Linked DNA regions of Homo sapiens: regions 1, 2, 4, 5 and 6 are each linked to region 3. A link is a loop called in an ENCODE intact Hi-C map of the cell type or tissue named here. Cell type or tissue: heart left ventricle. All regions are shown on one strand. Region 1 overlaps LOC107986734 (a long non-coding RNA gene). Region 2 overlaps SEPTIN7 (septin 7). Region 3 has its middle 7.3 kb from the start of LINC03013. Region 4 overlaps SEPTIN7 (septin 7). Region 5 overlaps LOC107986734 (a long non-coding RNA gene). Region 6 overlaps EEPD1 (endonuclease/exonuclease/phosphatase family domain containing 1).

The links. Hi-C counts contacts between places; a loop is a spot of excess contacts. Peaks named below come from ENCODE experiments on the same cell type or tissue, not always from the same donor. Only the 100,000 strongest peaks of a DNase experiment are listed, where the experiment ranks them.
Region 1: a loop joins it to region 3, with 7 times the contacts of the local background. A loop is called at or near these places in 38 of 110 quality-filtered maps.
Region 2: it touches region 3 in a loop (4-fold over the local background); 3 of 110 quality-filtered maps call a loop at or near these places.
Region 4: it touches region 3 in a loop (21-fold over the local background); 106 of 110 quality-filtered maps call a loop at or near these places.
Region 5: a loop joins it to region 3, with 2.9 times the contacts of the local background. A loop is called at or near these places in 38 of 110 quality-filtered maps.
Region 6: a loop joins it to region 3, with 4 times the contacts of the local background. A loop is called at or near these places in 17 of 110 quality-filtered maps.

What each region holds. Positions count from the first base shown.
Region 1 is chr7:35,973,795-35,978,794 of GRCh38, forward strand. It overlaps LOC107986734 (a long non-coding RNA gene), which reads right to left. Exons shown (of 3, transcript XR_001745010.1): 3 at 3,632-3,719. It also overlaps the pseudogene SEPTIN7P3. Among named protein-coding and RNA genes, the nearest start is that of SEPTIN7, 180 kb to the left of the region's middle. In heart left ventricle, a CTCF peak has its summit at 2,278 (motif pointing left); no DNase peak of the experiment used is centred here.
Region 2 is chr7:35,884,579-35,889,578 of GRCh38, forward strand. It overlaps SEPTIN7 (septin 7), which reads left to right. Exons shown (of 14, transcript NM_001788.6): 10 at 1,250-1,301. Among named protein-coding and RNA genes, the nearest start is that of SEPTIN7, 86 kb to the left of the region's middle. In heart left ventricle, no CTCF peak of the experiment used is centred here; no DNase peak of the experiment used is centred here.
Region 3 is chr7:35,706,683-35,711,682 of GRCh38, forward strand. No RefSeq gene overlaps it. Among named protein-coding and RNA genes, the nearest start is that of LINC03013, 7.3 kb to the right of the region's middle. In heart left ventricle, a CTCF peak has its summit at 2,963; no DNase peak of the experiment used is centred here; H3K4me3 peaks cover 401 bases; H3K27ac peaks cover 321 bases.
Region 4 is chr7:35,904,441-35,909,440 of GRCh38, forward strand. SEPTIN7 (septin 7) reads left to right here. Exons shown (of 14, transcript NM_001788.6): 14 at 1-2,670. Among named protein-coding and RNA genes, the nearest start is that of SEPTIN7, 110 kb to the left of the region's middle. In heart left ventricle, CTCF peaks have their summits at 2,193 (motif pointing left) and 2,392; a DNase peak (open chromatin) is centred at 4,341.
Region 5 is chr7:35,982,451-35,987,450 of GRCh38, forward strand. The region is part of intron 2 of LOC107986734 (a long non-coding RNA gene); the gene reads right to left. Among named protein-coding and RNA genes, the nearest start is that of EEPD1, 170 kb to the right of the region's middle. RefSeq lists a silencer at 2,826-2,875. In heart left ventricle, a CTCF peak has its summit at 2,898 (motif pointing right); a DNase peak (open chromatin) is centred at 2,911.
Region 6 is chr7:36,301,190-36,306,189 of GRCh38, forward strand. It overlaps EEPD1 (endonuclease/exonuclease/phosphatase family domain containing 1), which reads left to right. Exons shown (of 8, transcript NM_030636.3): 8 at 1-349. Among named protein-coding and RNA genes, the nearest start is that of MATCAP2, 64 kb to the right of the region's middle. In heart left ventricle, no CTCF peak of the experiment used is centred here; a DNase peak (open chromatin) is centred at 2,182; H3K27ac peaks cover 1,107 bases.

The DNA of each region.
Region 1 (5,000 bases), 270 kb after region 3:
TTTGTTGTTGTTGTTCTTGATGGAGATTAAGATGCCTCGAATTGTCTAGGGTGTTCTGTACTTAGAAAGTAACAGCTCTAAGTAGCTTTCCTACATTTTCTTTTTTTTTTTTATTAAACAGATATCTTTGGTTTAATGCAAAAGAACATTTTACAGTTGTACAATCATGTTCTGGTGGTTTGATTTTTTACAAGATATTCCAAAAAAAAGGACTCTGGAAGGTTTTCATTGAGGATAAATTGCCATAATATGATGCAAACTGTGCTTCTCTATGATAACTATAATACAAAGGTTCCATTCAATGCAGCATATACAATAATATAATTTAGTCTAACACAGTTGACCCTATTTTTTGACATTTCCATTGTTTATAAATACACATGGGGAAAAAAAAACCCTATATGCTTACAGTGCACCTAGAGGTTTTTTTTTTTATAACAGTCTCTTTTTGTTTGTTTGTTTTGGATTCTTTAAATATATATTATTCTCATTTAGTGCCCTCCTTAGCCAGAGTCTCATTACTGCTTCATTTTTGTAATAACATTTAATTTAGATATTTTCCATATATTGGCCCTGCTAAAATAGAATACAGCATCTTTCATATGGTAGGAACCAACAAGAAAACTTTGCATTAACTCCCTTTTTACACTTTATGGTAAGTAGCAGGGGGAAAATGCATTTATAGATCATTTCTAGGCAAAATCATTTCTAGGCAAAGCTAATGACCAACCTGTTTCTACCTATATGCAGTCTCTTTATTTTACTAGAAATGGGAATCATGGCCTCTTGAAGAGAAAAAAAGTCACCATTCTGCGTTTAGCTGTATTCATATATTGCATTTCTGTATGTTTTGTTTGTATTGTAAAAAATTCACATAATAAGCCATGTAGTGATGTAATAGAGTGTGGGGGCTTCAATATTCCACAGTCGATGTACAAGAGTAGAGTATGTTTGGGAAGAAACTTTTCAACTTGAATTTGCCTCCTCTATGATGACATCTCTTATATGCTTGTGCTGATTTTCTAATTTAAGAGATACCATATCTCTCTATTCATTTCTATCTCTCATTTGTATGCTTATTTTTCTGAGAACAATTTTTTTTTTTTTTCCAGACAGGGTCTTGCTTCGTTGCCCAGGCTGGAGTGCAGTGGCACAAACGCGACTCACTGCAGCCTCAACCCTCTGGGCTCAAGCAGTCCTTCTGCCTCAGCCCCTTGAGTAGCTGGGACTGCAGGCATGCACCACCACGCCTGGCTAATTTTTGTATTTTTTGTAGAGATGGGGTTTCATTATGTGGCCCAGGCCGATCTCGAACTCCTAAGCTCAAGTGATCCACCCACCTCAACCTCCCAAAGTTCTGGGATTACAAGCATGAGCCGTCATGCCTGGCCTCTGAGAAGTTTCTAACTCATTCAGATTAGGTATACTCTCAAGTCCCTGGAAACTGAATTTTTTAACTGGAAAGAGAGTGGTGTAATTTCTCAAGATCAAATGATGTAGATTTTAACATAATACATAATTTAAGTGTAATTAATGTAGCCCAGTTTATTATCTTGAAATGTTTTACCCTATTTACTTTTTAAATTAATGACCTAAGCAGAGGGAATAATTATAAGTCAATATCAGAGATTGTTGTTTGGGTGTTTTTTATTTATTTTTTTCAGTGTTTGTGTTGAGAGATTGGGTTAACACCTCTAGCCAAAAATGTTTGGTTTTAGGGAGGCTAAGAACAACCTACTGAATTTGGAGAATGCAAAGGTAAAAAATTTATACAGACTGCCTGCCTAACTGATTAAGTACTACTGCTTCTGGGAAATATTATTTCAAAATTGTATATATTATAATAACAGATTTCTAAGACGCATTCATTATTCTACCATCCTAATGAAAACTTCAGAAGTTTTTATCCATGGCATGCCCAGGGTGTCACCTGAATCTGATGTAGGATCTATATAACTTTACTAGGTCTTTTTATTGTTGACTCCAGTCTTAAGTATATTAGAAGGCTCGTTTTGCTATTTGGTCTGTGGATTTCTGAAAGGATCATTCACAATACATGTAAAATTCAGGTAGGCCTAAGGAAAGGCCAGCCTGTAGAAAGCAAAACGGCAGTGTCTGTTCTCCACTGTCAGAGGCATTATGTAATTGAAGTATCCTGTTAGCCACTGTCTTTCTGCTAATAAAGTGGGGCTGAACAAGTTAGCACTAATAATACCAGTGAACCACTTGGGCACCTTGTGGGTAAAGTTTTGCTGCCACCTAGTGGAATGGGATATCATTGCTTCCTTATCAGGTTCAGAAGCAAGTTGTGAAGTTGCTAATAAAATGGACACAGAGCTTCTTTCTGTGTAGCTCAGGCTGTAATCTTGAAAGCTGAGGAGATACAGACCCATGCCTCTCACACTCATTAGCTGGGTGTCACCACTACCACCTGCACATTCTGACCCACCACATCTTAATATGTTCTGTCCTCTTGGAGAAATTAATCTAGGAGTAGAAGTCAGAATATGGTAGGTGAGGGGAAGAAAGGAAAGATGGCTTGATAGCCATGAATGCATCAGGAGCAAAATGTTGACTCAGAAAGTTATCTAGATCACAGCCTCCAAACCTGATGTTGTTTCCTTATGAAAATATTTTTGAGTGTCCATAGTTATATGTATTGATATCGGGGAAACTGCCCCAATATTCATGTAGGTTCTTTTCTATTTTCCCTAAGCATTGGCCAGCTTCAGAAATAAAGGGACAGAGTACAAAAGAGAGAAATTTTCAAGCCGGGCGTCAGGGGGAGACATCGCATGTCAGTAGGTTCCGTGATGCCCCACAAGCCACAAAAACCAGCAAGTTTTTATTAGGGAGTTTCAAAAGGGGAGGGAGTGTGCAAATAGGTGTGGGTCACAGACATAAAGTACTTTACAAGGTAATAGAATATCACAAGGCAAGTGGAGGCAGGGTGAGATCACAGGACCACAGGACTGAGGCAAAATTAAAATTGCTAATGAAGTTTCAGGCACTGTTGTCATTGATAACATCTTATCAGGAGACAGAGTTTTGAGATCAACCATCGGACCAAAATTTATTCGGCAGGAATTTCGTCTTCCTAATAAGCCTGGGAGCGCTATGGGAGACTGGAGTCTATCTCACCTCTGCAGTCTCGACCATAAGAGACGACCACGCCCAGTGGGGCCAGTTTAGAGACCTACCCCCAGGTGCGCATTCTCTTTCTCGGGGATGTTCCATGCTGAGAAAAAGAATTCGGTGATATTTCTCCCATTTGCTTTTGAAAGAAGAGAAATATGGCTCTGTTCCACCCAGCTCACTGGTGGACAGAGTTTAAGGTTATCTCTCTTATTCCCTGAACAATTGCTGTTATGCTGTTCTTTTTTTAAGGTGCCCACATTTCATATTGCTCAAACACACATGCTGTACAATTTGTGCAGTTAATGCAATTATTACAGGGTCCTGAGGCGATATACATCCTCCTCAGCTGACAGGATTAAGAGATTAAAGACAGGCATAGGAAATCACAAGGGTATTAATTGGGGAAGTGATAAGTGTCCATGAAATCTTTACAGTTTATGTTTAGAGATTGCAGTAAAGACAGGCATAACAAATTATAAAAGTATTAATTTGGGGAACTAATAAATGTCCAAGAAATCTTCACAATCCACGTTCTTCTGCCATGGCTTCAGCCGGCCCCTCCATTTGGAGTCTCTGACTTCCTGTAACATATTGATCAATGAAAATATGTGTCAACAAATGTACTGCTACACTATTATGAACATTATGTAATAAAATTTGAAAGAGTAAAACAAAAAGGTTAGTTCCTAAGCCCCAATGAAGTATTACTCTACACCTTGGAGGCCATCGATCGATCTAAGTAGTATGTGGATAGTTAATAGTTACTGTTGAATCACCAAGGAAGGTCCTAGTGAAGACTGCTGTGGTGTCCTACTTGATTTGAAAGAAAAATTTGCCACACCAGTAAATTGAAGTCCTTTCTAATTAAAAGCTTGCAAATGTAAGTCCTTATACTTCATTCAGAATTTTACCTGCCTCTTTTGTTATAACAACTTCCCATAACTGTCCTGTTCCAGATGGTAACCTAAGTAGTTACATGTATTATCATCATTTAATCCTTAATAGATAACAATTGGATAAGTTATCTGTTAATATAACTTAATATGTTATCTAATAATTGAATAAGTTAGTAAACATTTTAAACCCTCAGTTTCCTCATCTGCGAAAGGATGAGGAAACTGAGGGTTTAAAATATTTAGTAGCTTATTCAATAGGTGGTAACTGGCAGAACCAGAGTTTGAACTGGTCTTGGTGACACCAGGGCCTGTGTGTAAATCTTATGCCTTACTAGCACCTAGTCTGCTCACTGCCACATTTCTGAAGCATGATCTACGGAGTTGTTAGCACAGAGCAGATGCTCCCTGATTAAGAGGGGCAGCTGGCCACCAGGCAGCCTGGAGAAGCAGAAAGCACCGGACACACTAATTGTCTCAGTTTAGACCCCAACTCTGTGAATTGGGCATGTAACTTTTCTGAATGTTTCCTCAGCTATAAAATGGGCCCCATGCCTTTGCTGTTTGGAGTGAGGATTACATTGTGACTGGAGTGAGGATTACACTGTGACTGCACACATTAAGGTGTCCGGACCTTGAGAATGTGATAATCTGCTGGGGTCATGACAGACCAAAAAGTATTATTTCTTCTCAGTTTTAGTGACAGTTTATTTTTAGGAAGTGTGCATAGTGCCATGATAAGTCTCTGGATCTGCTTCTTTGTGCACAGAGATAGTCTTTTGAAGTTAATTCCATGGAAATAAGGTAACTTTGGTCAAAAGAGGAAAGGTGTTAGTAATTGGAGTTATAAAATACGTCATTCTTTGTAAGTAATGCCGAGATGGTTTATCATCTTTAAAGTCTCTCATCTTTAACAAAAACTTTTGCTGCTTTTCAAGCAAACTTGGTTCCTGTAATTTGGGATTCATC
Region 2 (5,000 bases), 180 kb after region 3:
GGAATCAAACATTTGGAGAGAAGGCCAGTCACTTTTATCGGAACGTCAGATGGTCATGGACCCTCAAGAATGATTGAAGAAATTTGTAAGCCCAGTTAAAACATCCACAGTCTTCTTTCCTCAGTGCAAAAGTTGCCCTTTTTGATATCTCATATTTAGAGTAAAAAAATTTCGTTAATAAGAGATCCTCTTTACTAGTTTTGTAAGGAGTTTTTTGTTTTCTTTTTTAACCTGCTATCTTAAATTATTAAGGGTTAAGTAAGGAGTTTTAAATACCAATAAAATCTTAGTTATAACACCAAGCCTCAGAAGTACTTCCTCTTGGCAATAGGTTTATTGTATTGGTTTAATCTGATACTTAATCTTCTGTATTATAGTAAGCTGAAACCAAAATTGAGATTTGATTGTTTTATCTGTTTGTTGCTATTATTTTTGAACTTCGTTTTTTTTTTTAAGAGACAAGGTCTTGCTATGTTGCCCAACTGGCCTCAGAATCCTGAGCTCAAAGTGATCCTCCCACATCATGCTCCTCCCACATCACGTCACTATAAGCACACACCACTGCCCCTGGTTTATTTTGAACAATTCTTTAATTTTTAGGATATTGTTTCAGGTAACTGTCCTTATTGGCAATTTTCCCATCAGTGACCTGTGTACCTTGTTCCCAGCTCTCTCTATCATGCCCAGGCAACTTTTACTTGCTGAGCTGGGGCTTTAGAACTTACCCCTTAAAAATACGCACCGGAGAAATTGATTTGCATCTCTCTTTTGTAGTTTACCCCTCTACTCCCAAGTAATATTCCTATTTGTGATACATTCTTTAAAAATAAAAGTAAAGAACCTGAAAGTTCTTGGCTCCCTTTTTCATTTTGGTTACCTTAAGATTTTTTCTAAAGTGATTCTCCCTTCACTCACACCACTGAATTTTTTAAATGTATTATAGAATAAATATATTTTTTACCAATAATAAGATTTCCCCTTTCAGAATTTCAAAGTTGTTTCTGGAGAGTTCATTTGTTAGGTTTACATATCTATTTCTGAGGATTAAACTACAATAAGGCAATAATAGAGTACACTTCTCTGTCATGCCCTCACATTGAGTGTACTATGTTAGTGTTAAATCTCAAAAAAATTGATCTGTTTTGCATTTCCTCTTCTTGTTTTTACACCCCAAGTTCCTGTGAAATATTTTTTGAAAAGACTAGGTTTAGTGGAAATATAACATATGCGGTCTGCTTTTTTCTTACAGTTGAAAATGGTGAACATTGTGATTTTACAATCCTAAGAAATATGTTGATAAGGTAAGTGCAAGCAATGATGGAAATAGCATAAGATTTTCTTTCCCTAAGTAAGAGTTGGACAGATTTACTTTTTGCCTTCTATAAATGTAGCTAATTTAAATTTATATCTTCAGTCTAGCCATGAAGTAAACACTACATATAGATGATTCTTTCTCCAAGGTTTTGAAGTCATGAGCAAAAGTTGCAAAGTAATTTGTCTAGGGATACATAGGAAAATTAGTCTCTTTATCATTATACTTTGTGTCGAGATTTAATACTGAAATAACTATGGAAAGTGAAGTAGAAGAGGCTCTTTTTTCTTAATGTGAAAACCTTGTGAAAACTATATAAGAGAAGGCTAGTTTTTGAGTCCAAAGCTAGAATTTGAATGTTAAAAGGTGCACAGCCTGGTAGCTGGTGAGTAGGGCACATTTTATGTACTGGAACATAGTGAATAAAACCAGTATTCCTACCAGGTGAGAAATCCCTAAATTGTGTCTTACACACCTGCTGAAAGAGAAGGAAAGCCTATGGGAGCAGGACATCGAGGCCATCCTGATTAGAGGACCAGGACTGTAAAGAGGATCTCTTACTAATGAATTAGAAAAGCAGCAGCAGAGAGGAAATCATGAAGAAAAAGTGTAATAGGACTAGAGATGTTAGTAGACAAGGAACAGAAAGGGCATCAAAATGATCCTCAGTATTTTCATGTTGAGACACATTCATTCCCCTCCCTACCTGACTCCGCATTTCCCACTTTTCTCTCTTGCTTCTCTACACCTTTACCACATACTCTCTTTAACCTTCAGTTTTAGATGTCTGTCTTTAGTTGATATCTATTAATTTTCATACCTCTACCCACTTTCCCAAAACATAAGAATCTCTTTTGCTGTGTAAAGAAAGGTAGTTACATAAATATGGATAATAGTTGGAAATCATGGAATAACAAGAGGTCATTCTCAAGGTGAGAAGTGAGGGGGAAAATTTAAGACAGTCAAACTGCTACCTCAAGAAATACAATAGAGGTGAGAGTGAATTTTGAAATTAAATAAATGGCATGTAATTGATCTTTATTTTCAAAGGAGCAGGTGTTCTTGGTAGGAACTACATGATAGGTTTAATTCAGCAGTTGAGGTTGCCAGGCCTCACTTAGTGGAGAAGAGCAAAAGCACGAGAAGGTCATCTTCTGGGTTTTGAGAATACAACACTTCAGGCTCTATTATGAACCATTCCCTTCCTCTTCCATTCTTAAGGTGTGACTTCAAAAGAATACATATTAATAATATAATCTGCTATGACAGTATATAAGTAGAGAATGTTTAATAAATACTAATTTACCATTGCATTCCTCTTGTTTTTAAATCTTCTATGGTACTTGCCTAGTGCTTGACACAATGGCATTCTATAACTTTTTCTTGTGTATTTTAAAAGTATACAATCAATAATTTCCTACATACCTAAAACACTGTAGAGGGGAAAGCTAGTTACTGAGCCAGAGGCTACTTTGTTGAGATGGAGTCTCACTTTCTTGCCCAGGCTGGAGTGCAGTGGCACGATCTTGGCTCGCTGCAGCCTCCACCCAGGTTCAAGTAATTCTCCTGCCTCAGCTTCCTGAGTAGCTGGGATTATAGGCATGCACCACTACACCTGACTAATTTTTGTATTTTTAGTAGAGACAGGGTTTCACCGTGTTGGCCAGGCTGGTCTCAAACTCCTGACCTCAAGTAAACCACCTGCCTCAGCCTCCCACAGTGCTGGGATTACGGGCTTGAGCCACCACACCCACCCAGCCCAGAGGCTACTTTGAATATTCGAAGGTTCACAGCCTGGCGGCTAGTGAGGGACCTCCCTAGTATAAGCATTACAGAGCAAATTGACCATGCCTGCAGGAAGATTTAATACAGCAGAGCAGCAAGACTTTTATGCCTAAAAATTCTAAAGTTATTATTAAAAAGATGTGTATTTAATTTAGCTCATGTCTTTAAGACAAAGCCATCTAGTGGATATTTAATAAATACTTGAAGGAAGGAAATAAAATACCAATACCAATATTACAGATGTCTGTAAATCCCAAATAATTGAAATCTTGCAGGTCAAAGGAATAGTGATTGCTTCTAAGAAAGAGGCAAGTTCAAAGAAGTTCTCTTGCTAATTAAGAGAACTAACTTACTCCAGGCAAACCAAGGAAGACGATGGAAAGGAGGAAAACTATACAAATATTTTCAGGGTGTGGATATGGGTGTTTCAGAAATCAAATGGGGAAAGAAAACAAAAGGAGAACAGAAAGAGTTACGATATCAGCAATGGGAAATGGAAGAGACAAATTCCTGAAACTGTGGGGAAACTATTGCTAATTAACAAATTATTTTGAGAATGGAGGAGTGGGTTGAATCATAAAATGATAAAGTATATTTAAATGGAAATAAAGACTTTCATAACCTGAAAAAATCAGAATTATGTAGTCGTATAGAAGACTTTAGTGATTTTAGTGAAAAGAAAAATTATTCATTATCTAAAATATTAGATGACACTAACAAAAATAACTTAACAATTAGTAAATTCACCTTACTTTTATCTTACACATTCATGCAAACATTTCATGTAAGTTTTCTTCCTTAGGACCTTTAACGATTTTTCAGTGATGCAGTGATGATATGTAATATATAATAAATAAAATCAGGCCAGGTGCAGTGGTTCACACCTGTAATCCCAGCATTTTGGCAGGCGAAGGTGGGAGAATTGCTTGAGCTCAGGAGTTCAAGACTGGCCTGGGCAACATGGTGAAACCTCGTCCCTACTAAAAATACAAGAAATAGTCGGGCGTGGTGGTGCATGCCTGTAGTCCCAGCTACTCAGGAGGCTGAGGTGGGAGGATGGTTTGAGCCTGAAAGGCAGAGATTGTAGTGAGCTGAGATCGTACCACTGCATTCCATCCAGCCTGGGCAACAGAGCGAGACCCTGTATCAAAAAAAAAAAAAAAAAAAAAACGGAAAAGAAAAATTAAATAAACATTGTTTTATATTGGCATAGGTATTTGTTATTTTTCTCCACTTAGAGAAACTGGTTCCAAAAAGTGTTTATCATATCTCAGCTTCAATCTTGAGTTATGAATTCTGTTAAAATTCCTATCATCTGCTATCTGCATTGGGATGCAAAAGGTAATGGCATGTTCCTTGTAAAGGGGATCTTACAGTTGAAGAGATATGATGTCACCTGTGACGTATACTTGTACCAAAAATGAATGACAACCAAGGAGGAAATGGTCATGGTTGGAATGCTTTGATGTCAAGGCTGGGAAAAAGGTTTCCAAAGCAATTAAGTCTTTGACGAGAGATTGACAAATTAGCATGAACTGTTCAGTGTCAGCCGCCAGATATGCCAGGAGTAGGGAGCTGCCTGACTTGCCTGAAGTGGAGTGGTAGAACTTCAGAAGTAACTATTGTGGCTATAAGAGAACGTGAATTTATTGAGGGACAGAGTCTGGGAGATGAGATTTTTGGAAAAACCAGACTTAGGACTAAGGGGAGTCAACTATCAGAGAATTGCATGGAAATGTCAGTACGAAATGAATCAGAGTAATTGAATATCACATTTTGTTCCCAAAGGGGGAGATTCAAGAAGCTGGATTGTGAAGTAACAGTAAAGGTTCTCTGGTTGTAAGGAATGATAAAAACAGTACAACAATACACTTTTTTTTTCTTTTTAAGACGGTCTCTTGCT
Region 3 (5,000 bases):
TTTAGAGATGGGGTTTTGCTATTTTGGCCAGGCTGGTCTCAAACCCCTGATCTCAGGTGATCTGCCTGCCTTGGCCTCCCAAAGTGCTGGGATTACAAGGGTGAGCCACCACCCCTGGCTGGTAATGACTTAAGTCTGTCTCCCTCACTAGACTATGTGCTCCCTGAGGCTAGATATTGTGCCTTAGCCATTTCAATATCATTGTTGCCTAGCACAATCCTTTTTGCAGAGCAACAATAAATATTACGGACTAAATTATAATACTTAGTTTACAGAGGGAAATGAGCTGTAGGGAAGTTACCTGCCTAAGTTCGACAGTTAGTAATTGATAGAGCTGTTGATACTAAAGCCCTTGACTCCTTTCTTTCTTTTCTTTCTTTTCTGTCTCTCTCTCTCTCTCTTTCTCTCTTTCTTTCTGACAAGGTCTCTCTCTGTCACCCAGGCTGGAGTGCAGTGGCGCGATCTCAGCTCATTGCAACTCCGCCTCCCGGGTTCAAGCAATTCTTGTGTCTCAGCCTCCCAGGTAGCTAGGATCACAGCCATGAGCCACCACGCCTGGCTAATTTTTTTTGTATTTTTAGTAGAGATGGGGTTTCACCATTTGGCCAGGCTGGTCTCAAACTCCTGGCCTCAAGCAGTCCACCCGCCTCAGCCTCCCAAAGTGCTGGGATTACAGGCGTAAGCCACCGCGCCCGGCTGCCCTTGACTTTTATTCACAGTATTTCTATTTAAGAGCATGCAGTTCTATAGGGTTTTGTATGCCCATTTTACATCCTCTATCTTGTGAGCAATAATAGTAATATGTCTGGGAGAGTCTGAGCCACATTCAGGAGGAGATTTGGCAAAAAGAGTTAAGGAAAAAGCCACAGAAGCATCATGGGTACAAAGTTTAGAAGCAATGGGGGGGCATCGGTCTTTACACATCTGTTAGGAATGTCATGCAGCTAAAAGCAGCATCCCTGATAAACCTGTTTGGTATCTACTCGGCAAAACGGAGAAAACCCATAGGAATTTCAGCATTGTACCTGTCTTGTCTCTTGTACACATTCCTCTCTCATTTAATGGTTGGTCATACCAGAGGCCATTTTCCTGCTAACTCCTTCTCCGCCAAACTCAGTATTTTAATGTACTAGTTGTTATTGCACATATAACTAGAATCTTCTATAATTATTATATGTTTGTAGCTTTTCTCTTGTGTCTGTGAAAGTCATTCTTTGGTTAACATAACCATCTTTTATTCACTTTCACCCAAAATTACAGTTCATAGCATACTTCAGGAAGGGAAAATGTTGAGGCATCCTCTTTATAAACCACCTAAATTTCTAAGGATGCCAGGGAATCAATGGTGGTAAATAAGCTTAAAGAAAGAAAAGAAGTCTCAGCTTAACTTGAGACTCAATTTTGCTCAGATTCATTTGAGAGATGACACTTTTTGATTCCCACCATTTATATATATATTAGTTTCTTTTTTCCTTTCACTCTTTCTTTATTTTTGTTTCATTTTGTTTTGTTTTGTTTCTTTTTTGAGATGGAGTCTCACTCTGTCACCCAGGCTGGAGTGCAGTGTCACGATCACAGCTCACTGCAGCCTCATCCTTCTGGGCTCAAGTGATCCTCCCACCTCAGCCTCCTGAGTAGCTGGGGCTACAGGCGCATGACCCCATGCCCGGCTAATTTTTTTTTATTTATTTTTTGTAGAGATAGGGTTTTGTCCTGTTGCCAAGGCTGGTCTTGAACTCCTGGGCTCAAGCCATCCACCCACCTTGGACCACAAAATGCTGGGATTACAGGCATGAGCCACCACAGCCAGCCTAGTTTCCAGTCTTTTCATATTTCCCTTAGAATCTCCATTTTGTATACACAATCTCATTTTTACTTATCATGAACAAAAACCATTTTTAGATTGCTGTTTCATAGGCTTTTAAAAATCAGGTATGGGCCGGGTGCGGTGGCTCACGCCTGTAATCCCAGCACTTTGGGAGGCCGAGGCCGGCGGATCACTTGAGGTTGGGAGTTCGAGTCCAGTCTGACCAACATGGAGAAACCCTGTCTCTACTAAAAATACAAAATTAGCTGGGAGTGGTGGCACATGCCTGTAATCCCAGCTACTTGGGAGGCTGAGGCAGGAGAATTACTTGAAACCAGGAGGCAGAGGTTGTGGTGAGCCATGGTCGCACCATTGCACTCCAGCCTGGGCAACAAGAGCGAAACTCCATCTCAAAAAAAATTATATATATATATATTCCATGCATTAAGAAGAATTTCTAGAACTATATAAACCAAAGTGTGGAGTGAAATTGTAGTGGGCATTTTATTTCTTTTTGTTTATATTTTCTACTTTTTCTAAGTGAACTCATTTTACTATTTTGATTAAAAAAAAAAGCTATTTAAAAGAAATTTTAAGTTCATTTATTCCTTCATTCAGTAGCAAGTCTTGGCATTATTTCTCAGTTTGAGCCTTTTAAAAAATAATAATAAAATATACATTTTACAAGAACAACCAGATTCTCTTCATAGCCCTTACATTTTGAACTAATGTATTTTATTTGTTGACAGTTTGGGTGAAGTCAGAGAGACATTTTCAAGTTTAAATTTCAAATTTCAAGTGTTAATTTCTATATAAAATCCTTTCCTAAATCAAAATTTTTACTTCAATAAAATGGATCTACCTTTATGTTTTGAAAAACTATGATTTTTAAAAATGAATTAGGCAAGATTGAATATTTTTCTTTTACTGTATTTTTAAATGTTGCTTATTCACAAATCCTTCCATCCTTCAGATTAAGGCCTAATTTGTGAGTAATATTCAAGTCATTAATTTCACAATTACTATTACATTATTAAATTTCTATTTAGAGGTACTTAGTGTCATATTTTCAAAAGGAAATAGACACATCTAAAACAAGAAACAGGAAACGCAGCATGAAATGTACCATTGCGGTGGTTAACCACAGTAGCCACTGGGTGTCTCCACTGCTTCACACCAGTCACTATCTCTGATGGAAGTTTCCAACGAAAACAGGAGATGAAGAGCAAAGCTTTATTTACAGAATTCTTAATTAGGAACTGATGCAGCATTTACATGCCAGACATTTTATTTAGAAACAGTTCTGCTCATGTAGGCAATATTTTCTTGCATTCTTTGATAACTGGGCATTTGATTTGCCAAGGAGAGGAAGGGAAACATTTATTATTTTTCTTAACATCCTATCATTTCCTATTCCAATTTTTAAATCGGAAACAAAGATTCTTCATTTGCGACATCTTGGCTATTTTCATAGCTACCATTTTCAGAGTTCTATAATGAAATAACTCTACTAAAAGCAAGAAAATTTACCACTAGACAGGAATATGGTATGTTTTCCTTTTGGAAAAGTAGAAAACTATATTGCTGGTAGCTTTCTACCTCTGAGAAATGTCACTGTGCCCCAAAAGAGCTAGTGAATAGAAGAAAAAGACAGGAATCAGCCACAGAGTAGTAGAACTGGCCTCTGGGTAGGTGATCTTTAAAGTTAACTCTCCACCAGGCAGGGTGGCTCACGCCTGTAATCCCAACATTTTGGGAGGAGGTATGCAGATCACTTGAGCTCAGGAGTTCCAGACCAGCCTGGGCAACATATGAAACCCCATCTCTACTAAAAATACAAAAATTAGCCAGGTGCGGTGGCGCACACCTGTAGTCCCAGCTATTCAAGAGGCTGAGGTGGGAGAATTGCTTGAGCTCAGGAGGTTGAGGTTGCAGTGACCATGTCACTGCACACCAGCCTGAGCAACAAAGCTTGTCTCAAAAAAAAAAAAAAAAAAAAAAAACAACAAAAAAAAAAAACTAACCATTCCTGGGATTGCAGATCTAAACCTTGGGACTGACTATAATTTAGAAACTTAACCTCAGTTTATATTTCTAGATGCCATTAAATTTGCAATTTGTTCATTTAGGGTACATTTTTTTCTTCATCTTGCCTTCTTTTAGTTTAATTTTTCCACTCCAAACCTACCGCTTTCTTCTGTGTTCTCAGTTTCTTCTGCCATCTACCATTCCCATTTTTATTTTTCCTTCGCTGCCCCTTTTCATTTGCTTGGTTGAGTAGATAAATTTTGAATGAAAGTCATTGTTTTTCAAAAATCCTACCTTAGCCTCAAATCATTCCATCAGAAGAAAGGAATTCTAGAAATTTAACATAAATAGTTCAAAGTTTAAGATGCTCCCTAAACACAAATACAATTGCATACGTCCCCTAGTATTCACTGTGATATAATAAACTGACTATATAACTGATTTACTTATCTGCTTAAGGAAACTAATGAATGGTGGAATCAGAAGAACAAACTTCGAATTCAAACAGCAACAAAATTATAGACAACATATTTTTGATTCTACAAACTACAAATAGAGTAGCCAAACACAGAACTTGGTGTAGGTGACAGAACTTCAAGACGGAAAGTAGAATTTAAATATCAAGTTCACATTATCAGGAAAAGATATAGTTATGAGTTAAAGAATACATTGTTTTAAATATTCAAATAAATGAGGGGGAAGAAGTAATATAAGATTATGGATCCCAGATTTGACATTAATTTCATATCATGTACTTAATTCACAGAGTTCTCTGCAGAAGGGGAAAGGATTAAGGAATCTCATAGGTGATCAGGGAGAGAGTGGATCTCAGCTATCTTCTACCAAGTGAAGACAGATCCACACAAAACCCTACATAGCCTTCTGCAATTTGCTATTTTTACCTAACATTTTATTTTTAAGATTAAATACTACATTTATTTTTTTTAATATAGTAATGCTACATTTACCATCAGTCTTCGTTCGCTTTAATTTAGACCTGAAGCTCAGTTTTCCCTATTTTTGCTTGTTCACTGCACAGTCTGGCCACATAAAAATTTACATCTACTGGAGAAAATGAAGGATTGCAGACAATTTCTTGAAATGCAGCTATGATTTTAATCTTATCTGTTTAGCATGAAGAAACAGATTAAGAAGAAAGGCATAT
Region 4 (5,000 bases), 200 kb after region 3:
CTTGATGGAGATTAAGATGCCTTGAATTGTCTAGGGTGTTCTGTACTTAGAAAGTAAGAGCTCTAAGTACCTTTCCTACATTTTCTTTTTTTATTAAACAGATATCTTCAGTTTAATGCAAGAGAACATTTTACTGTTGTACAATCATGTTCTGGTGGTTTGATTGTTTACAGGATATTCCAAAATAAAAGGACTCTGGAAGATTTTCATTGAGGATAAATTGCCATAATATGATGCAAACTGTGCTTCTCTATGATAATTACAATACAAAGGTTCCATTCAGTGCAGCATATACAATAATGTAATTTAGTCTAACACAGTTGACCCTATTTTTTGACACTTCCATTGTTTAAAAATACACATGGAAAAAAAAAAAACCCTATATGCTTACTGTGCACCTAGAGCTTTTTTATAACAACGTCTTTTTGTTTGTTTGTTTTGGATTCTTTAAATATATATTATTCTCATTTAGTGCCCTCTTTAGCCAGAATCTCATTACTGCTTCATTTTTGTAATAACATTTAATTTAGATATTTTCCATATATTGGCACTGCTAAAATAGAATATAGCATCTTTCATATGGTAGGAACCAACAAGGAAACTTTCCTTTAACTCCCTTTTTACACTTTATGGTAAGTAGCAGGGGGGGAAATGCATTTATAGATCATTTCTAGGCAAAATTGTGAAGCTAATGACCAACCTGTTTCTACCTATATGCAGTCTCTTTATTTTACTAGAAATGGGAATCATGGCCTCTTGAAGAGAAAAAAGTCACCATTCTGCATTTAGCTGTATTCATATATTGCATTTCTGTATTTTTTGTTTGTATTGTAAAAAATTCACATAATAAACGATGTTGTGATGTAATATTGTGTGAGGTCTTAAATATCCTACAGTCGATGTACAAGAGTAGAGTATGTTTGGGAAGAAACTTTTCAGCTTAAGTTTGCCTCCTCTACAATGACATCTTTTATATGCTTGTCTCATTTAGAATGCATATGTGCTGATTTTCTAATTTAAGAGATACCATATCTCTCTATTCATTTCTATCTCTCATTTGTATGCTTATTTTTCTGAGAACATTTTTTTTTTCCCCCAGACAGGGTCTTGCTTCATTGCCCAGGCTGGAGTGCGGTGGCACAAACACGACTTGACTGCAGCCTCAACCCTCTGGGCTCAAGCAGTCCTCCTGCCTCAGCCCCCTGAGTATCTGGGATTGCAGGCGTGCACCACCACGCCTGGCTAATTTTTGTATTTTTTGCAGCCTCCCAAAGTTCTGGGATTACAGGCATGAGCCGTCATGCCTGGCCTCTGAGAACAGTTTCTGACTCATTCAGATTAGGTATACTCTCAAGTCCCTGGAAACTGAAATTTTTTTTAACTGTAAAGAGGGTAGTGTCATTTCTTTTCTTAAGGTCAAGTGACATAGATTTTAATGTAATGCATAATTTAGGTAAGAAATTAATTAATGTAGCCTAGTTTATTATCTTGAAATGTTTTACCCTATTTACTTTTTAAAATTAATGACCTAAGCGGAGGGAATAATTATAAGTCAATAGCAGAGAGATTGTTGTTTGGGTGTTTATTTTTTTCAGTTTTTGTTTTGAGAGATTGGGTTAACACCTCTAGCCAAAATTGTTTGGTTTTAGGGAGGCTAACAATAACCTACTGAATTTGGAAAATGCAAAGGTAAAAAATGTATATAGACTGCCTGCTGAACTGGTTAAGTACTACTGCTTCTGGGAAATACTATTTCAAAATTCTATGTATTATAATAATAAATTTGTAAGACATTCATTATTCTACCATCCTAATGAAAACTTTCAGAAGTCTTTCTTTATCCATGGCATGCCCAGGGTTTTACCTGAATCTGATACAGGATCTATATAACTTTACTAGGACTTTTGATTGTTGACTCCAGGCTTAGGTATATCAGAAGGTTCTTTTTGCCATTTGGCCTGTGGATGTCTGAGAAGATCATTCACAATACATGTAAAATTCAGGTAGGCCTAAGGAAAGGCCAGCCTGTAGAAAGCAAAATGGCAGTGTCTGTTCTCCACTGTTGGAGGCATTATGTAATTTAAGTATCCTGTTAGCCACTGTCTTTCTGCTAATTAAGTGGGGCTGAACAAGTAAGCACTAATAATACCAGTGAACCACTTGGGCACCTTGTGGGTAGAGTTTTGCTGCCACCTAGTGGAATGGGATATCATTGCTTCCATATCAGGTTCACAAGCAAGTTAAGTGGGCACAGTTTATTTCTGTGTAGCTCAGGCTGTAATCTTGAAAGCTGAGGAGATACCCATGCCTCTCAGACTCATTAGCTGGGTGTCACATTACCACCTGCACATTCTGACCCACCGCATCTTAATATGTTTTGTCCTCTTGGAGAAACTAGGAGTAGAAGTCAGGATATGGTAGGTAAGGGGGAAAAAGGAAAGACGGCTTGATAGCTATGAATGCATGAGGAGCGAAATGTTGACTCAGTTATCTAGATCATGGTCTCCAAACCTGATGCTATTTCCTTACAAAAATATTTGTTGAGCATGTGTCCATAATTATATGTATTGAACAATGAAAATATGTGTCAACAAATGTACTGCTACACTAATGTGAACATTATGGAACAAAATTTGAAAGAGTGAAATAAAAGGTTTACACTTTCCCCAAGCTCCAATGAATTATTACTTTGCACGTTGGAGGCCATCGATCTAGGCAGTATGTGGATAGTTAATAGTTATTGTTGAATCACCAAGGAAGGTCCTAGTGAAGACTGCTGTGGTGTCCTACTTGATCTGAAAGGAAAATTTGCCACACCAGTAAATCGAAGTCCTTTCTAATAATAAGCTTGCAAATGTAAGCCCTTGTACTTCATCCAGAATTTTACCTGCCCCTTTTGTAATAAAAACTTCCCATAACTGTCCTGTTCCAGATGGTAACCTAAGTAGTTACATGTGTTATTTAATCCTTAATGATAACAATTGGGTAAGTTATCTCTTAAGGTAACTTATTAATACATTATCTAATAAATGAATAAGTTAAACATCTTAAACCCTGTTTCCTCATCTGCAAAAGGATGAGGAAACTGAGGGTTTAAGATGTTTAGTAGCTTATTCAATAGGTGGTAACTGGCAGAACAAGAGTTTGAACTGGTCTTAGTTACACCAGGGCCTGTGCTTAAATATTACGCCTTGCAAGTACCTGGTCTGCTACACTGCCACATTTCTGAAGCATGATCTTCTACAGAGTTGTTAGCACAGAGCAGATGCTCCCTGATTAAGAGGGGCAGCTGGCCACCAGGCAGCCTGGAGAAGCAGAAAGCACCAGACATGCTAATTGTCTCAGTTTAGACCCCAACTCTGTGAATTGGGCATGTAACTTCTATGAATGTTTTCTCAGCTATAAAACAGACCCCATGCCTTCCTTGCTGGTTTGGAGTGAGGATTACATTGTGACTGCACACGTTAAGGTGTCCAGACCTCGAGAATGTGACAATCTGCTGGGGTCATGACAGACCAAAAAGTATTTCTTCTCAGTTTTAGTGACGGTTTATTTTTAGGAAATGTGCATGGTGCCATGGTAAGTCTCTGGATCTGCTTCTTTGTGCACAGAGATAGTCTTTTGGAGTTACTTCCATGGAAATAAGGTAATTTTGGTCAAAAGAGGAAAGGTGTTAGTAATTGGAGTTATAAAATACACCATTCTTTGTAAGTAATGCCGAGATGGTTTATCAGAGTCTCTCATCTTTAATGAAAACTTTTGCTGCTTTTCAAGCAAACTTGGTTCCCATAATTTGGGATTCATCCACAGAATGTTCAAAGTTTAGTGTCAGCCATTTTCAGCAGAAAATAGAGGCTGACAATTTCCTGTGTTCTTTAGAAGACTTTGAAAGCTTCATGGGAAGAATGAAGACTATTCTTGGCCTGAACATTTGCCCCATGGGGTGCTGGACCCAGCCAAACAGCCTTGTATTGGCAAAGGAGGGTCAAGTGAAAGGAGACCTTGTTCTGCGCCAGGCTCTCAAAAAGGGTAGCCTGAAACCCTATTGGCCACACGGAACCTCTTTTAGATGCTGTTTGTGGACCTGCCGAAATCGAATGCCACTCAGGCTTTCTGAAACCCTATGGGGGTGGGAAGAGGCAGTAGCTGACACCTCTGAGAGCAGAGGTTTGTGAAGATGTGGCATAGATGAGGAGGCTAGCAGAGGGGGGGTAGTCAGACACTACCAACAAACTTCCTTTTTGTTCTCTTTGTTCTCTCTTCGAGGTGGGCCACCCCGCTTAGCTCCCTTTTGTCCAAGTGTGTTGCAAGGGAGCAGCATTTCACCGGGAGATTTGCACGTAAGTAGAGCACAGATTCCCCTGGGTGAGGGGCTGGCTCTCACCCAAGTGTGGGGATACCAAACTAACTTGTTCTGGCAAAGGCATACAACTTTTTTACCCCTCATTTAATTCTGTTGTCTTTGAATTTTTAATGATCTCTTTCATATTTAAATATATGCTGTACTCTAGCGTAGCACAGAAAAGTTCCCTGTGTCTTGGATAAGCCAGTAGTTTTAAGCAACTTGGCAAATGGTGAGTGAAGTAATGAGCACTCTGGCATGGCCCCTGGTGTTAATGTGAGCTGTTTTCCCTGCATTTCAGAAGTCGGAATATATCGGTGGGACATAATAGGAGCTGTCCAATTTTTTTTTCCTTAGGGATAACTCTCAATGTGATTATACAAATCTCTGGCTTACCCTGATAAAGTTAAAAAACAAAACTAAATGTTGTATTCAATATTTTGGGAACACAGTTCTCTCACCCAGACACAAATGAAATCTTCCTTAGACCTTTTTATTGCTGGGCAGAGGTGCCAGGAACTCAAATTGGCATTTTCTCAAATCTCCACCTCATTAGTGCCTATTTAGACCCCATCCCTAAGAGTCAGGTGCTTTGGAAGATGGAATGGAGGCCGCTGATAAAAATCCACTTTCTGTAGTCTCCATTCAGGTATGATTG
Region 5 (5,000 bases), 280 kb after region 3:
CACTGGGGGCATGGGTGCAGGTGCCCACTCTGCACCAGACACGCACATACACTACGCTTCTGCCCTCCAGGACCGCGTGGCCTCAGAGAAACAGGCACGAAGCATCATGAGAGGGACGCTTTTTAGCGCAGGGTCACAGTCTGCAGAAAATCAAGCGTGGTCAAAATCAGTGTTCCCTTCCGAGGGCCCAGTAAAGACTCAAACCCTCAGGCTTCCGTCCCCACGTCCTAAGTGGCACTGGACCCCAGCCTGGGCTCTACGTGTCCCCCGCCCGCGCTGGCCACCTCCGGGTGGACCCTAGGATTCCGTAGCCGCCCCCTAGCCCCGCGCCTGTGGGTCCCTTCTCCGTGGGGCCTCTGGTCTCTTAGGGTCGCCGGGGGCTGGAACCCATGGGGCCACCCTCCGAGGGTCAGCAGCGGCCGAGGCCGTTGCCACAGAAGGTGGCAGCACCTCCTTGCGGGTCGCGAGGAGTGGGCTCCCCCAGGGGGCTTTTGGAGCGCGACCCTGCGACCCACGCCATTCAGCAGTGGGATTTTATTTTGTTTCAGAAATACTCCAGGGCCGTCTAGTCTCTTTCTCTATTTAGGGAAGAGGTTTAAGAATGTTACAAAAGCAACAGACGCCTGAAACAGAACGTTACACCCCAGCATGAAGAAAGCACCCACAGAGTGTGCTTCCCCCAGGGGTTAAGCATAGAATCTCCCCGTGGCCCGCAGTCCCCGAAGAGTAAGGCAAGGACCCAGCGGATGGAGGGGCAGTACGGCACTGTTCCCCAGGGCCCGCGAACAAACGTTAACAGGCTGAATGGTAAGCCAAACGTGGTATTCCCTGCTATGGAATGCTCTTTAGCCTTAAAAAATGTGAGTCTGATGCGTGCTGCCAGGTGGGTGAACTGGGAAAAACTTAACTAAAAGTGAAAGAAGCCAGACACGAAAGGACAAATACTGCATGAGTTCACAATGAAATATCTAGAATAGGCACATTCACAGGGACAGAAAGTAGGTTATGGCTTACCTGGGGCTGGAGGGAGAGGAAAATAGAAAGTTATTGCTTAATAGGTACAGAATTTCTGTTTGGGGAGATGTCATGCCTGCTACTGAATTGTAAGTTAAACATTGGTTACATGGCAAATTTTATATAATATATTGTTTCCCATAATTTAAAAAATAGTGAAAACCCATTGCGTTTACTCCTCTACCTCCCATTCACCTCTTTTAGGCCAGGGGCAATTGAATGACTTAACTGGAGTCATGCAAATGGAAGGCACAGGATTTGAGCCCATCGCAAACCCAGCAGGACCAGTGAGGCACAGCGTCCCTCTGAGCAGCCAGCAGGCGCCTGGGCCTGGAGGGGCTGCACCCTCACACCCCCTCACATCCCTGGGAACACCATAGGTTACTCATCAACTTCCTCATTCTTCTCCCTGTGCTTTCTTTGGCCTGGGCCTGGTCTGGGCCTTAGGGTGCTGGTCCCAAGCTTCCCCAAGTCAGGGAGTGACGGGACTATTCTAGAATCCCATCCTGTCTGTTCCCTGCCCAGGTCAGCACAACAAGAGGGAGACTCTGGTAGCTTCCCAGAGACCCCTCTCTCCTCCTTAGCAGGTGGGGGCAGGAGTCAGGCCAACGTGGTCCCCTCATCTCCAGGAACTTCTCCTGCTTCACTGCAGCCCCTGCCTGTGCCCTGTCCCTCTGAAAGCACAAGCTCACTCTCCTCTCCCACCACTGGTCCTCACCCACTCCTGTCCTCACCTCAGGGCACCAGGCCCCAGGTCCCCACGCTTGGCCTCACCTCCCACCTCCTCAGATGTGTGCATTGCCCAACAGGCACATCAGATGCCGCTTAGGTTGCTAAAGCTTTGGGAGGCAAAAAGCTTGAAGTTTGATACTGTTTTAGAAAAAGACATCAAATCACTTATGGGAAACCAGGATTTGTTGACCTTCATTGCACCTGTGTAGAGTTTAAGCTGGTTTTTCTTTTGAATTGGATAGGTGGGTGGTGGTGGCGCTCATCTTGCAGGGCTGACAGCCCCTATACATGTTGTTCTGGCCCTGGCCAGCCTGCATGCGGGTCAGTCCCTTCTCCAGCTTCTCACTTACTCTCACCAGGGCCTGAACATCACAGGGAGGCCAGGGCATGAGAAGAGCTGGAGAGAGGAGAAGGTGGGAGAGCCCTTCAGTCTGGAGTTTGCTGACTGTGGGATGGGGTGCGGGGCAGAGTGCAGGGCACAGATGGGAATGCTGGGGAGGGGTGGGACTGGGCCAGGGAGAAGCACAGGGGATGACAGATCACCCTAGGGGTTCCCATTTTGGATAGTGGTCAAGGACCACAGACGGCATCAACTCCCTGATGGCTACAGAGGGGGAAGATACAGGCCTGTCCTCAGAACATCAGCCTGGCCATTGGAAGTGGAGCACTGGATTAAGAGTCCCCAGTGACCTCATCATGTCCTTGATGGATGTGGGACCTCTCTGGAGAAAGGCAGTGTCGGCTTGGGTTTGACAGACACTCATGGAAGGACCTCCATGGGTTGTGACTGCACACACTGGGCTCACCATGCTTATTTTGACCACATGGACAGCCTGTTGGTCCCAGCTACTCAGGAGGCTGGGACAGGCGGATGGCTTGAGCCCAGCAATTCAACTCCAGCCTGGGCAAGACCCTATCTCTCAAAAAATATAAATAAATTAATAAAAATATGTCAACACTGTCTGGTAGGTGGTCTGGTTATGGGAATGGGGGTGTGAGTGGAGGCCTTTGAGGCCCCTCCCTGTGCCCTGTCGCCTTCTGTCCATTTAGAGGAGTGTGTATGTGAGGAAGATGAGGCAGAAGAAGCCAAGTATGGGCCCCGACTCCCCTATCAGGTGGGAGAGCTGGGGACATAACTCCCAGTGGGCACCAGGAGGCAGTGCAGCCCCAGCATCAGGCCCTTCCCACAGGGGAGCCCTGGCTTCAGCAGCTGCAGAGGCAGTAAACTCCTGGGGCTAGATCAACGTTTTTGGATTTTAAGAAGTAAAAGACGTTTTGAGGGTCATGAACTTGGTGCAGGTCTTTGCAGTACCAGGTGGACAAACCTCATCTGGGGAAAAAATCGTGAGACCAGGTTCTGCTCTCCAGCTCTGATGAGAAAAGCAAGTTTTCCCTCCTCTCTTTGCCACAGTTTCTCTACTTATCAGATTGAAATGGTGTCTTCCCCACCTACTGCTCAAAGATCTCTCGTGCCATTGATGTGAAACACTTTTCCCATGTTCAAGGTGGCTGGCCTAGTCATTGGCATCCCTGTGGCAAAGAAATGTACCAACGTTATGCCTTTACAAATGGATTCATAAAGAGTCCGTTTTTTTTTTTTCAGGCTGGGCACGGTGGCTCAGGCCTGTAATCCCAGCACTTTGGGAGGCCAAGGCGAGAGGATCACTGAGGTCAGGAGTTTGAGACCAGCCTTGCCAACATGGTGAAACCCTGTCTCTACTAAAAATACAAAAATTAGCCTGGCGTGGTGGCACGCACCTGTAATCCCAGCTACCCAGGAGGTTGAGGCACGAGAATCTCTTGAACCCAGGAGGCGGAGGTTGCAGTGAGCCAGGATTGTGCCACTGCATTCCAGCCTGGGTGATAGAGTGAGACTCGGTCTTAAAAAAAAAAAAGTCTGTTTTTTGGAATTAATTTTCCGTAGATGGAAAGATGCAGCAGATGCGTGATGCTCTGGCTTCCATGGCCACAGATGGCCCGGAACAGTCACTAGCTAGTTTGTCCTCAAAAGAAGTGAGACCCGCAGAGAGTCAAAGTCATCAAACCTGGCCTGCAGGAGACCTCAGCAGCACCTGGGAGCCTCTCAAGTGCAGGGGTGGGGGACAGTCTGTGGCTATCCACTGCTGAATGTCCACTGCTAGGGCCTTCCCTTTACTAGAAGTTTCTATCGCTAAAAAGCAACAATCTCTCAAAGTGAGAGGAGGGAGAAGAAGGATATGAATTTCTGCGTGGCCAACCTGACAACATTTTCTGAAAGAGCTTGGGTCTGTGCAGTCTGAGGAAGGCAGTGAGGCCAGCACAGGACAAGACAACCACAGGATGAATTCCTAGAGCCAGGTTTTGAGCACATCCCCTGGGAGGGGCAGGCAATGCATGCTGGAATAATCCAGTGAGGCCATACTTGCTTACTGAGAGGAAGACTTTGCAGGTAGATGCGACTTTCTAATAGGGCATCAGGTTCTAAAAGTCTATTCCGCCCAGATAATTTATATGAATCTCAACCATGTGCATCAGGTAGGTGCCAGTTCTCACTCGATCCTGAGAAAGTTCCCTAACTTGTTTTTTTAAGAGTCAAATTTCTTATTTGGAGAACACGGATGATTGTCTCTACCTCATGGCATTGTGGTGAAGATAAAATGAGATTATATCTACCAAGCGCCTAGCAGAGCATGTAGGATGCAGTATAAGCTCAGTAAATGTTAGTGTGGCAGGTTGCTGGGTGAGCGACTGTGAAATTTTGGTTGTTTAGTTCAGGGGTCTTTGTTTAAGTGCTTCTGGTAATCCTTGTTGGGTGGGGGCAGAAGAGTGGGTTTGTGGTTTATTAGGGAAAAATGAAAGGTATTTTCCTTCTTCCAGGAAAAGAGCCAGACTTTCCTGTTCAAGGTCTTGACCCCTGTTCCAGCCCCACTTATAGCCAAAAGTAGGAATGAAGATGGCCTTGTGGTTTTAAGGCTGATGCCCTGTCATGGCAAAAAGAGGCAGAACGGATGCCTTGTGTTGTGGAGACTCGAAAAGGGGTGGTGGCCTGAGGCTGTCATCTGTCTCCTGAGGACTGGAGAGAGCCAGCCTTCCCTTCGGCATGGCCTCTGAGGAGAGGTCAGCTGTTGCATACTGTGGGGCCTGCGCAGGCCCAGTGGGGAGGGCGGGGGTGGCCTGGAGCCCTTCTCCTTGGCACTGCCCCGCCAGATGCAGAGGGGAGGCTCAGGAGTGAGTGCTGTGGCTGAGGCTGCAGAGCTGCCCAGGTGGCGTGCAAC
Region 6 (5,000 bases), 590 kb after region 3:
CCTCACTGGCCCTTTTGCTTTTCACGCCCAGGGCTCAGTGGCCCAGGAAGTGTGCTGGGCAGCCTGTTCTTACTCCAGCTCAACCCATTGGGTGTTGGCTGTTTTTGGTTTTAGTTGTTGTTTTGTATTTTGTTGTTTTAATTAATAGGCTTTATTTGTAAGAGCAGTTTTATGTTTACAGAAAAATTAGGCACAAAGGGATTCCCATATCCCTCCTCTTCTTTGCATATTTCCCCCTCTAATTAGCATGTTGCATTAGCATGGCACTTTGTTACAACTGATGAACTTGTATTCATTATTAGCTACAGTGTTCATAGTTTATATTAAAGTTCACTCTTTGTGTTGTGCATCCTATGGGTTTTGACAAATGTAGAATGACATGTATCACCATGCTACAGAATCATTCAGAATAGTTCCTCTGATGTAAAAATGCCCTTGTGGTGGGGCATGGTGGCTCGAGCCCGTAATCCCAGCACTTTGGGAGGTGGAGGCGGGCAGATCATTTGAGGTCAGGAGTTCGAGACCAGCTTGACCAACATGGTGAAACCCCATCTCTACTAAAAGTACAAAATTTAGCCAGATGTGGTGGCGCATGCCTGTATTCGCAGCTACTTGGGAGGCTGAAGCACGAGAATTGCTTGAACCTGGGAGGTAGAGGTTGCAGTGAGCTGAGATCATGCCATTGTACTCCAGCCTGGGCAACAAGAGCGAAACTCTGTCTAAAAAAAAATACCCTTGTTCTCCATCTATTCACCCATGCCTCCCTCCCCCTAACCCGTGACAGTCACTGCTCTTTTCACCATCTCCATAGTTTTGTCTTTTCCAGGGTGTCGTTTGGTTGGAATTATAGAGTATGCAGCCTGTTCACGTGAGCTTCTACCCCTAGCCACATGCATTTAAGGTTGCTCTGTGTCTTTCTATGGTCTGATAGCTCCTTTCTTTTTCCTGCTGAGTCATGTTCCGCTGTGTGGAATTGACCTGCCTCCCTTGGATTGTTTCTGTGCCTTCCCCGGAGCTTCCTCTCACCCCAGCCCCAGCTCCACCCACAAATGCGGCATTTCTGAGTCCACCTCTTCCATTCTCCCTCTCCATTCTTTTCTTGCTTCTCCATCTTCCAAGATTGTCTGAGAAGGGGCCTAACTGCGAAGGACTTTGTTGGAGAAGCCAAGGGAAGTCCCCTGCTGCTGAACCGGGGCTGGGAGGGGAAGAAGGGATTAAGTACAAGAAAAGCTCTTCCAGTCCCACAGGCGCTGACTAGGAGCCCACGGCATTCTCCCTGCTCTCCCTATCATAGGAGAACCGCAGGCAGCCAACTGTCCCTTCCACGCCCCAATGGAACCTCTCTCCTCTCCTGCCCATTGTCTACCACAGATCAGAGATGGCTCTTTCTATGCAGGGGTGGGGACCCAGCCATCTCTATCAGCTCTGCCGGCACTGCAGGGGTGACTGACTAGAGGCGGGAAGCCCTCCTGGGCCTCAAATAACTAGGCCCAAGCTTTGACTCCCTCATGGCTGCTCTAGGGACTGCAAGGGAGGACACGGGCTTGGCCTTTCCTAAAGGGCTGCTTTCTTTCAAAGTCAAGGGGATGCTATTTTCTTCTTTGTGTTTCTTTGGTTCTGACATCAGAATTCTCCTCAGTGCAGATAACATTGCCCTCTGGAATGGGTGAGAATCCTAACACCTGGGTTTTCGGTTCTGCCCAGCGTGGCTTAAGTCTCCACCTTAAGTGAATCTCACCTGAGACAGCTACAGGGTTTGTTTTCTGGGGAGAGGAATTAATGACTTGAACAGCACTCACGGGTCTTAAACTTAGCATACAGTTTCAAATAACCCATGCCCCCACTTATTGACCCCTTACTGTTCTAAGCACTTCATACTTTAAACTGACTTCATCCTCAGAACAGTGCAATCAAGTTGGTCCTATTATCTTTCTTCTGTTCCTTTCACAGAGGAGGAAACTGAGGCATGGAGAAGGTAACCAGGCTAGGGCTGTACAAGGAGAAAGGGCAGAGCCAGAATGCCTGCCCACCAGCGTTGCACTTCTACCAGCACGCCCTGCACCCAGAGGCAAAGTGCCTCTGCCTGGGCTTAGTTGGACATAAACTCTTACACCACAGACAGAGTGGGTGGCACTTCTCCCCTGAGGACCCCGGGTGTGTTGTCACTGCTCCATGGCTACATGCCCAGGATTTGGAGGCAGCAGGCCTGGCTTCTGTCCCAGCTCTCTGTGTCATAGCTGCTGGCCCCTGCACGTTCAAGATGTCTGGCAAAGTCCCAGTTTTCTTGTCTATTAAGTGAGGACAAAACCTCTCTGAGAAGGTTGTGAAAAACAAACATCTGCCCAGCTCTCAGGGCATCTGACTGCAGGGCCAGTGGTGTGACACTGCAGGGAAGCCATTTGTTTCAAATGCTCTGACACATCATAAGGGCTCACTAAGTGGCAGCGTTTCTAAAAATAATCTTTCACTGCTTATTTCTTAGTGTTTACATTGTATCCCCAGGCTCTCTCTGCTCCTTCCAAGCTTTGTGGTTTCCCAATAGCATGGAATTCTATACTTTCCACTGGTCAATTTGGGCCCTCGGAAGTAGGGACCCCTGGGCCAGTGGTACCTGTCACATGCACACTGATTATTAAGAAAAACCCAGAGGCTCTCTCAGGGCCAAAAACCGCTGCTCCCAGGCTCCAGCTGTTCCTGGTAGAGAAACTCAGTGGGAAACTCAATAAAGCTTCTCTGGGGACCACACACACACAGCACCTTGGATTTACCATGAGCACAAGGACAGGAGGCCACTGGGTGAATTCCTGTGGGGAGGGACAGCCAACATTCCCTGGGATGGTCACTGAATTTGGCAGGCCCAGCCTCTCCAAGGAGTGTCCGCAGAGCAGCCTGCATGAGCAGACACATTGTGAGTGGTGTTGTGAGGGGCTTGGGAAGGGTAGGTCATGCAGTCAGGGGGCAGGTCATTGTGCTTCTAGAGGAATCAGCCGGGAGAGGATTGGAGACGACTTAAGAGCTCGTGCCTCGGCATGATCCACCACTGCATCCTGGAGAGAAAACCCCCCTGAGAGGGGCAGTGTTTGCCAAGGGATGCTTTGTTGGTGCAGGAATTGAGGTTTGAGGGTGAATGAGCAAAGGTGTTGGCCATGCAGAGTTGTGAGGATGTGTACACAACGACACGTGCTCATGTGTGCACACCAGATACCCTAGTGTACTGTGCTTCATTAATGGGCTTAAGCAGCCTGAGGCCTGTTGGATTTTCGGGGTGCCGGCTGACAAGTCCTAGGGCTGGGCTGGTGCAAGGCTGCATTAGCAGTTCAGTGCCTGGAGATGTTTTCTTGGGCTTGATTCCTACTTCTCCCCCCTCAGTAAAGGAATACTTGGATGTTTTACTTTGAAATGCTTTAAATAAGGACAATCCAATTCAGTATGGCCTTGAGGTGTGATTTCTAAAGTGGTTTGGATGGAGCCATCACTTGGATCTGAGTGGCTCGTTGGTACAGAACTCTCTCTCTGGGCCAGGCTGGAAGTTGCAGTGAACCCTCATTCAGAGCCTCTGGGACCAGGCTGACACTGGACACTTCCTTCCTAGGAACTTCATGAATAGCACCTTCTCCAGCCTGCCCACTTAGCAGCTGGCTGGTTAGAATAAATTAAGTAAGTGAAATAAGGGAGAGAGGAAGGGGGAGGGGAGAGAATGATCAAAGCCCAAGCATCCATCCATCCAACTCATATTTACTGAAGGCCTAATGTGTGCCTGACACTTCACGGGATAATCCCTTTTGTGTGAAGCTTACAGTTTAGCAGGGAAGACAGAATTCATTATTCATAGCTATTGACATTATTACAAATAACAATTATTAAAAAGCCATCTGAAAAAGTTGCATGGAAATTTAGGGGGAAAAAAGCCCCGATTTAAGATAAATAATCCAGTTCAGTAAACATTTTTAAAATTAGGACCCCCCCCCAAAAATGGTGCTGACTCCTGAAATGGAGGCCACATGTGTTTGAACAAATTAAAGGCCACCTTGGATGAGCGTAGCATGCGAGGCCCGCTCTCCCGTGCTCCCACTCTTTCATGCCCCCACGCTCCCACTCTCCTGCGCTCCCATGCTCCCACTCTCTCACACACTCGTGCTCCCATGCTCCCCCTCTCCCATGCTCCCATGTTCCCACTCTCTCATGCTCCCGTGCTCCCCCTCTTCCATGCTCCCATGCTCCCACTCTCTCACGCTCCCATGCTCCCCATCTCCCGAGCTTCCGTGTTCCCATGCTCCCACTCTCAGGCTCCCATGCTCCCCACTCTCACATGCTCCCATGATCCCATGCTCCCGCTCTCTCACGCTCCCATGCTCCCCGTCTCCCGCGCTTCTGAGCTCCTACACTCCCATGCTTGCCAAGCTCCACCATTGTGCCGTGTGCTGTCGTCCCTGTTCCTACCATGTCTTCTCACAAAACTTTCAGGATTAAGCAATTCCTAGCCAAGAAACAAAAACAAAATTGTCCCATTCCCCAGTGGATTCAGATGGAAACTGGTAATAAAGACAGGTACTGGCCGGGCGTGGTGGCGCACACCTGGAGTCCCAGCTATTCGAGAGGCAGAGGCAGGAGGATTGCTTGAGTCTGTGAGTTCCAGGCTGCAGAGAGCTGTGATGGCAAAAACCATCAGGTACAACTCCCAGGAGAGACACTGGAGCAGAACCAAGCTGGGCCTCTTGGGAACTGGGTCTGAGATACGCACATATTGATGCAAGATCCCTAGTGTCTGACCTCATCAAGCCAAAAACATTACCACTATTGGGACAGTTCAACATATTTTATTAGGGAAAGGATTTTTCTCTTTGTTCCTATGCTCTGAACTTGTAGTTTGGCTTAGTAATAAATATGTAAGACTTTTTTTGAGCTGCTAAAAGAATAAAGTTCTCCACAGGACTCGTAGAGAGCTATGCAGGCAGAGGTGGGCTGGAGTCAGCTCCTACTTGCTCATAGGAGCTGATTGT